Linked DNA regions of Homo sapiens: region 1 is linked to region 2. A link is an interaction called in ENCODE POLR2A ChIA-PET data of the cell type or tissue named here. Cell type or tissue: PC-9. All regions are shown on one strand. Each heading gives the region's core, and the rest is flanking DNA. Links, peaks and the distances in the headings are about the cores only. Region 1 overlaps ZNF507 (zinc finger protein 507). Region 2 overlaps DPY19L3-DT (DPY19L3 divergent transcript).

What was found. Peaks named below come from ENCODE experiments on the same cell type or tissue, not always from the same donor. Only the 100,000 strongest peaks of a DNase experiment are listed, where the experiment ranks them.
Region 1: POLR2A ChIA-PET joins it to region 2 with 38 read pairs; 25 of 35 experiments call an interaction of 5 or more read pairs at or near these places.

What each region holds. Positions count from the first base shown.
Region 1 is chr19:32,349,174-32,354,557 of GRCh38, forward strand. ZNF507 (zinc finger protein 507) reads left to right here. Exons shown (of 7, transcript NM_001136156.2): 3 at 3,656-5,384. The coding sequence starts at 3,658. LOC124904689 (a long non-coding RNA gene) reads right to left here and starts at 180. Exons shown (of 2, transcript XR_007067225.1): 1 at 1-180. In PC-9, for the core only: no CTCF peak of the experiment used is centred there; DNase peaks (open chromatin) are centred at 1,098, 1,498 and 2,948; H3K4me3 peaks cover 1,419 bases; H3K27ac peaks cover 1,079 bases.
Region 2 is chr19:32,398,860-32,404,243 of GRCh38, forward strand. It overlaps DPY19L3-DT (DPY19L3 divergent transcript), which reads right to left. Exons shown (of 3, transcript NR_046201.1): 2 at 892-1,009. Among named protein-coding and RNA genes, the nearest start is that of DPY19L3-DT, 4.0 kb to the right of the region's middle. In PC-9, for the core only: no CTCF peak of the experiment used is centred there; no DNase peak of the experiment used is centred there.

The DNA of each region.
Region 1 (5,384 bases), core at 183-5,182, 50 kb before region 2:
GAACCAGGACGATGAATATTCTGATCTCACTCTGCTACCTCCCTCTGATCTGTCATGGTTCTTCATTGGCTGACCTCAACCAGAAGGCAGAGGACAGGGGAGCCTAGTGATGTAATCCCTCTGACAGAGAGCAGAATGGAAAGGAGGATACAGTGAGCCTAGAGGGCAAATGGATGATGTCTGGCATGCTGCCCATCCTTTGGGAACCAGTGGACATCTTACCTCTCCATGAAGCTTTTGCTTACCTTGCTAGCCCAAAAGAGCTCTTCAGTATCTTTCAGGATTTAGTCATTGACTGTTGCCTTTTATTTTACCTTGTGTACCATTGCGTTGTTTAAATGCTGTTACTTTTTAACTTCCAAATGTTTGCCTTATCCACTCAACTCAGTTTTAAACTGCAAGTATTAAGAATTTAAAATTTTTCCTGATACTTTGCCTTGCGCCTTGCACATAACAATTTGTTTGTTACACACACACACATATTTGTATTTCTGCATTAGTGGTCTAAATAAAATTTCTGTGATTTTAAGGAATCAAGAAAGTTGAAGGATTGGCCTTAAGGTAACTTCCCCTCTGTGTATACTTTATTATGATCTGTTTAGCCTTTTTATTATGAAAAATGTTAAACATTTACATAAGTAGAAAGAACAGTGAATTCCTAGGTACTCATCATGCAACTTCAATTACAGAATTAGTCATTCTTTCTTTATTCTCATCCTATCCACCCCACCACTGCAGTATCACCAAGGTAATTGTTTTAAAGCTGTGCTTACACTGATCTCTTGGAGGCCAAGGAGAGTATGCAGATTGTCATAGTTTATGTTGTCATCACTATTGAGCCACTGACATTGTATGTATACTCCTTATTTCATCTCTTTTGTTCAGATTTGCTTCACTTGACACACAATCTCATATATATGTATTTCTGCATTAGTGGTCTAAGTAACATTTTTGTGAAAATTGAAAGAGTTGGCCTTACAGTAACTTCCCCTCTGTGTATACTTTATTATCAGCTGTTTATCTAACCTTTTTTTTTTTTTTTTAACAGAGACTTGTTTTTATGAGATTAACCTGTGCATTGATTTTGCATGGGGACCCAAACTGGTTTTTCAGGTGTTTCCTGACGTATTTCATGTTGTCATATCTGTTTTATAGCTGCCATTACTGTACTTATCCCCAAATGTATGCAGCCTTTAAAATGAGATACTTACATAAATGTTCAGGGAAAATTGGAGCATCTGCTGCAAATTTCCATTAGCTCTTAATGCCTGAGCCGACACAGCTTTAAAAATCTGAATGTTTTGTCAGATTCTTTTGTATTAGTCTTTTTCTTGAGTTAAGATGAACTCCTCCTTCTCTTCATTTCACTTTCTTTTTAAGGTACACACTGAAATATCCACAGGGAGCAATTTGCACTGGTCTGTGTCACTTCTCTTATTAAGTAGAAGAAAGATAACATGAGTCACCTTTGTAACCCTACGGGTGTGCAAAGTCTCTTGAGCAAACATTCACTTGTTAACCTCCAGATGATCAGTCAGCCTACATGGGTGTTACATTTCATGGGGAAGGAGACCTTAGATCTACAGCAGAGAGCCGTATCGTGTTCAGGAGGATTCCTATTATTAAACTTATTATTTAATCAATTTGCATTTAACCATTGAACTGACAGACATAAGGCCTTAAGTTAATCACCTTAAAGGGAAATCAGTAGTCACATGAAGAGCCACAGCTCCTCTTGGCCTAAAAATGTGGAATTCTAAGACAATAAAGTGACTTAGGAAGTCACAAAAGGGTTTTTCTAAGGAAACAAATTGTTCCCCCATTGGTCTCCTCTTTAATGACTTACAGCTGAGCGTAGAGATCTAAAAAGACTTTTGTTCCTTCTACCTGAGAAAGATGAAACAGAACTAGTCTTTTGAGAGATTGTTTAAGGGAGAGTGGCTGAAGGACCACGGGCCTTTGGGAGCCAGGGTAGCTGTCATTGTTGGAATGGCCATGGAATGCATGTGAGGGCAGTTAGAGACAGCTAGTAGCCAAGAGAAAAAAAGCTGATGCCATAGGGCAGAGTATTATTAGGAAGAAGGGAAGAAATAGTACTGAAGAAGCCAAGAGTAAAGTGTTTGCATTTTTGCCTGATGTGGACCTAGATCTAGAAAGCTGGCTTGCCAGAAGGAGTAGAAAATCAGGAAGAAAAGCCATAGCTGCTGCCCAGAGTTGTGGGCGACCTGGCACTGAAGCTGGTCAGCTGTGTGTGTGTGTGTGTGTGTGTGTGTGTGTGTGTGTGTGTGTGTGTGTGTGGCGTGGGGGGGCGGGGCCTGTTTTTGTGTTTGTGTATATGTGTGTGTGTGTGGCGTGGGGGCGGGCGGGGCCTGGCAGGACATTAGGTATCATCTTGGCAGGGGCTGAAGGGCCCTTATATGTTGATTCAACCATGCGGGGAAGAACAGCCATGATTCACCACCTAAAATAAGAATTCAGAGCCTGGGACTGAAGTTTAAGAATAGTGTGGTCTTTGGTCTATAGCTAGTGCCACTAAAAATTTTGTTGGCATTTATTGAATGTTGTGAGTAAGATTCCAGAATGCACCTAAAATGTGGAAAAACAAAACTTGTTGCTGGAAAAAAGCCTAAACTTAAAAATGTGATCCAAGTCAACAAATTAATCTCACTTTAAGCCAAAGGAAATGTTTGAAATGAAAGTACTGCCAGGAAATAGAAAGAGTATTCTAGACTTAGGCAGAAAGATTTATGGGTATTTTATGTTTAGTGACTTCCTCAGCCATAATGCATTATTAGAACGAACAAATAACCTCTTCTAAGGACTCTGTTCATATCTGGAACTGAAACACAACTGGGATATCAATTTTTTCCTTCTCTGATGTCCCTTACCCTTTCAGGGAAAAAAAAAAAAACCATATATGTGGATATGAGTAATAGTTGACCACTAATATGACCTCTAAAAAAAAACCACAGCATAGTTTGTGGTTTATCTTCAGGAAGATAAAGGAAGTAAAAGTAGGAACTAGATTATTGCTTTTATTTAATTTCATTTATATAGTACTTTCCCAAATTCAATATGCCCTGTACAAACTACATGACTATAGTTTCACAATTTCAAAGATTTGGGGAGAAAAAAAACAAATTTGTGATTTTAGTAATAAAACTGCAGCTATATTTGGTATAAGAAATACTCTCAAGAATTGTATCAGTCATTGGCTTTACAGAGTGATGTTTCACAGTAACTGGAGGGGTTTCACATGCCTTGAGAATGGCTGTGCTCCTTTAATCAAGGAATAGGAGTCTTTTTTTTTTTTTCTTGGCATTGTGCAAAAGGGAGGGAGTACTTTTGGTCCTGCTGGATGCTGAAGGCAAAGAAAGTGAAGAAAAATGGAGAAAAAGATCATCATTTCCGAAGAAATAAGTGATAGAGGGGAGTATCTTCATCATTAGTCTTGATAGAAGATTGCATTGTAAAGAGAAATTCTAACCAATTTAAATCTATACTGGGGATCGCCGGGTGTGTGGACATGGAGCTTCCAGCTTAGAAAATACTTAGATGAGATTACAGACACTAACATTCTCTTATATTTTCCAAATTACATGCCTGTAATTATCCTGTAACCTGGTATTTTTCTGTTTTACATTATCCTTTTTAGATATGGAAGAAAGTAGCAGTGTTGCCATGTTGGTGCCAGATATTGGGGAACAGGAAGCTATACTGACTGCTGAAAGTATCATCAGTCCTTCATTGGAAATTGATGAACAAAGAAAAACTAAACCAGATCCATTAATCCATGTTATCCAGAAGTTAAGCAAGATAGTGGAAAATGAAAAGTCACAAAAATGTCTTTTAATTGGGAAGAAACGCCCACGTTCAAGTGCTGCAACACACTCTCTTGAAACCCAAGAACTTTGTGAGATTCCGGCTAAAGTAATCCAGTCACCTGCTGCTGATACTAGAAGGGCTGAGATGTCACAAACAAATTTTACCCCTGACACTCTTGCCCAGAATGAAGGGAAGGCTATGTCTTATCAGTGTAGCCTTTGTAAGTTTCTATCATCATCCTTTTCCGTGTTAAAAGATCATATTAAGCAACATGGTCAGCAAAATGAAGTGATACTGATGTGCTCAGAGTGCCATATTACATCTAGAAGCCAGGAGGAACTTGAAGCCCACGTGGTGAATGACCATGACAATGATGCCAATATCCACACCCAATCCAAAGCCCAACAGTGCGTAAGCCCCTCCAGCTCTTTGTGTCGGAAAACCACAGAAAGAAATGAAACCATTCCAGATATCCCAGTAAGTGTGGACAATCTACAGACTCATACTGTCCAAACTGCATCTGTGGCAGAAATGGGTAGGAGGAAATGGTATGCATACGAACAGTACGGCATGTATCGATGCTTGTTTTGTAGTTATACTTGTGGCCAGCAGAGAATGTTGAAAACACACGCTTGGAAACATGCTGGGGAGGTTGATTGCTCCTATCCAATCTTTGAAAATGAAAATGAACCCCTAGGCCTGCTGGATTCTTCAGCAGCTGCTGCGCCTGGTGGGGTCGATGCAGTCGTCATTGCTATTGGAGAGAGTGAACTGAGTATCCACAATGGGCCATCAGTGCAAGTGCAGATTTGCAGCTCAGAACAGTTATCATCTTCATCTCCTTTAGAACAGAGTGCAGAAAGAGGAGTACACCTAAGTCAGTCAGTTACCCTGGACCCCAATGAGGAAGAAATGCTAGAAGTGATTTCTGATGCAGAGGAGAATCTGATTCCTGATAGCCTGCTTACATCAGCACAGAAAATCATCAGCAGCAGCCCCAATAAAAAAGGGCATGTTAACGTGATAGTGGAGCGATTGCCAAGTGCTGAAGAAACCCTTTCACAGAAGCGCTTCCTCATGAACACTGAAATGGAAGAAGGGAAGGACCTGAGCCTGACAGAAGCTCAGATTGGGCGCGAAGGAATGGATGATGTTTATCGTGCTGATAAATGTACTGTTGATATTGGGGGATTGATCATAGGCTGGAGCAGTTCAGAGAAAAAAGACGAGTTAATGAATAAAGGCCTGGCTACTGATGAGAATGCCCCACCAGGCCGGAGAAGGACAAATTCTGAGTCTCTTCGATTACACTCATTAGCTGCAGAAGCCCTTGTCACAATGCCTATAAGAGCTGCAGAGTTGACAAGAGCCAACCTGGGGCACTATGGAGATATAAACCTTTTAGATCCAGATACTAGTCAAAGGCAAGTAGATAGTACATTGGCAGCGTACTCAAAAATGATGTCGCCACTTAAAAACTCTTCAGATGGATTAACTAGTCTTAACCAAAGCAACTCCACCTTGGTAGCACTCCCAGAGGGTAGGCAGGAATTGTCAGA
Region 2 (5,384 bases), core at 88-5,087:
TTATAAAGTTTATCTGAGCAAATAAATATGCAGAAATTGCCAAAATATGTGGTTAAAAGAAGTGTAATGAAGGGTCAATTGCCCTCTCAATATGAAAACATTCTATAAAATAATTAAAAACATGTAGAACTGTTTCAAGACTAATTACTTTTTAAAATCATTTAAACATAAGTGTCATCTTATAATACAAAAATTAGCCAGGCGTGGTGGCTATAGTCCCACCTATAGTCCCAGCTACTTGGGAGGCGGAGGTGGGAGAACTGCTTGAGCTCAGGAAGTGGAAGTTGCAGTGAGCCGAGATCATGCCACTGCACTCCAGCCTGGGCCACAGGGCAAGACCCTGTCTCCAGAAAAAAAAAAAAAAAAAAAGAGTGAGCTTATAAATAAGCCATATACATATGGGAATTCAGTATGTGGTACAGGTAATTTAAATCAGTAGAGTAAGGATGATGGTGAAATAATCAACTATCTAATTTAAAAAAAAATTGTCAAGTCTCTCCCACACCATATTAAAAAGTTATAATATTTTTAAATACTAGCAGAAAGAATTAAAAAACATTTACAATCTTGAGATGGGGAAGGTTTTTCTAAGCATGATGGAAAAACCCAGAAGGTATAAAAGAAATTTGACAATATAAAAATGGAAAATCCCTGCATAGCAAAAGACATCATACCAGATACACAATAATGAGAAACTATCTGCAGCATATATGACAACAGATTAATAAATACCCATAATCGGCCAGGCGCAGTGGCTCACACCTGTAATCCCAGCACTTTGGGAGGCCGAGGTGGGCAGATTCCTTGAGCTCAGGGGTTCAAGACTAGCCTGGGCAACATGGCAAAACCCCATCTCTACAAAAAATTGTTTTAAATTAGCCAGGCACACACCTGTGGTCCCAGCTACTCAGGAGGTTGAGATGGGAGGATTTCGTGAGCTCAGAAGGTTGAATCTGCAGTCAGCTGAGATGGCGCCACTGCACTCCAGTCTGGGCAACAGAGCAAGACCCTGTCTCGAAAACAAAAACAAAAAAAACTCATAATCTATAAATAATCCCGTCACAGCAAGATTAAATAGATGGTGAAAGAACACAAAAAGACAAATTATACAAAAGAAATGCAAATAGCCAATAAACTCCTGATATATTGTCTTCACCTCATTAATAAAGAATGCACACTAATCATGTATTATTTGTCACCTAAGATTGGCAAAGATTTAAAAACTAATTGTTGGCAATGGCATGGAGAAATAAGTGTCATAATACCCACTGGTGGAAGAGAAAAACAATAGAATCTTTAACCTTTTTGGAATGTAGTTTACCAATGTTTATCACAATTTAGAATATGAGTTCTAGGGCTGGGCATGGTGGCTCACAACTGTAATCCCAGCACTTTGGGAGGCCGAGGCGGGTGGATCACTTGAGGTCAGGAGTTCAAGACCAGCCTAGCCAACATGGTGAAATCCCATCTCTACTAAAAAGACAAAAATTAGCCCGGCATGATGGCGGGTGCCTGTAATCCAAGCTTCTCAGGAGGCTGAGGCAGGAGAATCGCTTGAACCTGGGAGGCAGAGGTTGCAGTGAGACAAGATTGCGCCACTGCACTCTAGCTTGGGCGACAGAGTGAGACTCTGTCTCAAAAAAAAAAAAAAGAATATGAATTCCAACAACCCTGTTTCCAGAAATACATCCTAAAGAGTTACATAAATATAAGTATGTTCTTACAGCATTCCCTGAAATAGCATAAAACTAGAAACAACCTAGATGTCCAACTAGATGGGAATAAATAAATCGTAACACATACATACGGTGGATATTGTATTGGTTATCTATCATTGTACAAAATTACCCCCAAAACTTAGTGGCTTAAAAAAACAATGTACATTTATTATCCTCATAGTCTCTGTGTGTCAAATACTTGGGAGTGGCATAGATGGGCACTTCTGGCCCAAGATCTCTTATGCCGCCATCTGAAGGCTGACCTGTAGCTGGCCGATCTATTAGGTTGGTGCAAAAGTAATCTTGGTTTTTGCCATTACTTTTAATGTCCCACCAACCTAATACTTCCAAGATGGCTCACTCCCATGGCTGCCAAGGTGGTGCAGGCTGTTGCCTACGTGGCCTTCTCTACAGGCAGTTTGAGTGTCCTCACTACATGGTGGCTGGCATCCCCGCTAAGTGAGCAATCCAAGAGAGGCTAAGGCTGAAACTGGGATGTCTTTTATGACTTAGCCTCAGAAGTCCCACACTGTCACTTCCACGGTATTCTGTTGTTCACAAAGAAAAACCATGATTCTGTGGAACCGGATACTGTATGAGGATAAACATGAGGCAGCACAGATCGTGTAAGCTGAGGTCTAAAGGCTGAAGAGTACCTAGTCAATTAAAGAGGGTTTAAGACTTTTTATAAGCCACGTGACAAACCTCTGACAGAGGTTTATGTGAATAGAAAGTGAAGGAGAGGTTGAAGAGGGAAACAGAGCCTGATTCGTGGCAGTCCTTACAAGCTGTGTCATGGAGCTTAATTTTTATAATAAAGCCAAAACGCCTCCAAGGGATTTATATTTTAGTAAGATCACTATGGTTATTACATACAGGTAAATGGACTACGGTGGTGGCAACAGAGATGAGCAAAGTGAACAAGATCTGAGGTATTTACGAGATAAATGCCAACAGGACTCAATGGATGATTGGATGTGTGGATTACACAATAGAGAGGAATCAAGGATGGCTTCTAGGCTCTTGATTTGAGCAATAAGGTAAATGGAGCACACAGAAGGAACCGCAAGTGTGGGGATTAGAAAAAGGTTTAACATGTTGAGTTTGAGGTGTTTACACACATGGAAATGTCCAATAGGCAGTGGACATATGGCACCTGGAGACCAGGAGATACACCTGGACATAAAAACAGGAGTTATCAGAGTATCAGTGGAAATCAGATCCACGGGCCACAGAATCATTGATTTTTAAGAGGAAGAGGAGGCCAGGCATGGTGGCTCATGCCTGTAATCCCAACAATTTGGAAGGCTGAGGCAAGAGGATCGCTGCAGCCCAGGAGTTTGAGACCAGCCTGGGCAACAGAGAGACCCCCTGCCACCCCCAATCTTTACAAAAAAATTTTTAAAAAATTAGTCAGGCATGGTGGTGCATGCCTGTAACCTAGCTATTCTGGAAGATGAGATGGGAGGATTGCTTGAGCCTTTGAGAGCAAGGCTGCACTGAGCCATGATTCAGCCACTGCACTCTAGGCTGGATGACACAGTAAGTCCTCTTTCCAAAAAGGGAGAAGGGAGGAGAAGAAGAAAGAAGAGAGGAGGAGGAGGAAGAACAGGAGGAAGAGGAAGAAGAAGGAAGAGGAAGAAAGAAGAAAAGAAGAAAGAAGAGAAAGAGAAGGGAGGAGGGAGGAGGAGTAGCTGCATGAAACTTAAAAGGAATGCCTGAAAGGTAGACAGAGGAAACACGCACAGTCTGTTGTCACAGAAGGCAGGAATGATGGAGAGTGTTTATACTAAGTCAAACAATTGAAAAATGAACACTGGGCTGGGCGCAGTGGAGGACACCTGTAATCCCAGCACTTTGGGAGGCCAAGGCAGGTGGATGACTTGAGATCAGAAGTTTGAGACCAGCCTGGCCAACATGGTGAAGCTCTGTCTCTACTAAACATACAAAAATTAACCGGGCGTGGTGGCCAGCACGTGATGCCAGCTACTCAGGAGGCTGAGACAGGAGAATCGTTTCAATCCGGGAGACGGAGGTTGCAGTGAGCCGAAATCACCCCACTGCACACCAGCCTGGGTGACAAAGTTAGACTCTACCTCAAAAAGTTAAAATAAATAAAATTTTTAAAATGGACATCATGTATCAGACAGGAAAAAGCCAGTAAGACGGAAGAACTCACACCCTCGGGATCCCAAGACAAGATACTTCCATGGGATGGATGTAATGAACAGTGTTAAAAGATTTCTGGTGCAGTGCTTCTCAAAGTGTGATGTACACATAAATGACCTGGGGGTCATATTAAAATGCAGATTTTGGCTACACAGGTCTTGGGTAGGACCTGAGACCTGGCTTTTCTCAGAAGACCCCAGGTGATGCCCATGCTGCACAGCCCACAGACCACATGTTGAGTAACAAGGTTCTGCTGTGGTTCCCAAACTTTTCCGAGCACAGAATTATCTGGAAAACTTCTGTACTAGTCCATACAGCTATACATACTGCTATAAAGGATACTGCTACAAAGAATGCCCAAGACTGGGTAATTTATAAAGGAAAGAAGTTTAATTGACTCACAGTTCAGCATGGCTGGGGAAGCCTCAGAAAACTTACAAACATGGCAGAAGGCAAAGGGGGAAGCAAGGCACTTTCCTCACAAGGAGGCAGGAAGAAGTGCTGAGCGAAGAGGCAAGATCCCCTTATAAAACCATCACATCTTGTGAGAACTCACTATCATGAGAACAGCATGGGGGAAGCTGCCTCCATAATTCAATTACCTCCACCTGGTCTCTCCCTTGAAAGGTGGGGATTATGGGAATTACAATTCAAGATGAGATTTGGGTGTGGACATAAAGCCTAACCATATCAACTTCTTAAAGATTAGTGGTCCCCTAGCCCTACAGATTCTAAATTGAGTAGGCGTGGGGTAGGGCCTGATAACATGCATTTCTTAACAACCTCCCAAGTGATGGTGACAGTGACGCTGCAGATCCCCAGACCACACTTTTGAGATGCACAGCACAACTATTTGTGGCCCTGGCAGAGACAACCAGGGAGACTATTTAGGCTTCTAAACCTACTGCAAACCGGAAGTCTTGCTATATACCACCACTGCAGTCACAGTCCATTACAGGAGCCCATTCCTTTTATAGTACCTCCCTGGCTCCGGGCTCATATGGCCAGAAGTGTGAGCAAGGACCTACACTCATTATCCATCACCTCCATGGTTACTTTATCAGAACCAAAGACTCATTCTTAATTGGCTTATTCTCCCCAAGACTTACTCTCAGCAGTAGGTCCTACTTAGGAAAAGTCTCAAAGCTTCATCTTGCTTAGGAATGTCTTTTCATAGTATTAAAAAAAGCAGCTACTGCTGAATTCTACTTTCTTTTTAACTAAGCGATGATATTTCACAATGGTCACATTTCCCCCAGAGTGAAACAACTTGAGAGAAAAAAAAAAACCTATAAAATAAGAGGGAAATCCTATTTAAGGGGAACTCAATTCACCTATGTATTCATGAAACAGACACATGCACATAAAGGCATCTTAACGTGAAAAATAAACATACAGTCCTTGCCCTCAAGCCAGGCGACAGAAAAGCTACCAACAACCAGGCTGAAACAAGACAAATGCCATCTGAAAAAACAGCTGACATTTGTTTCTATCAAA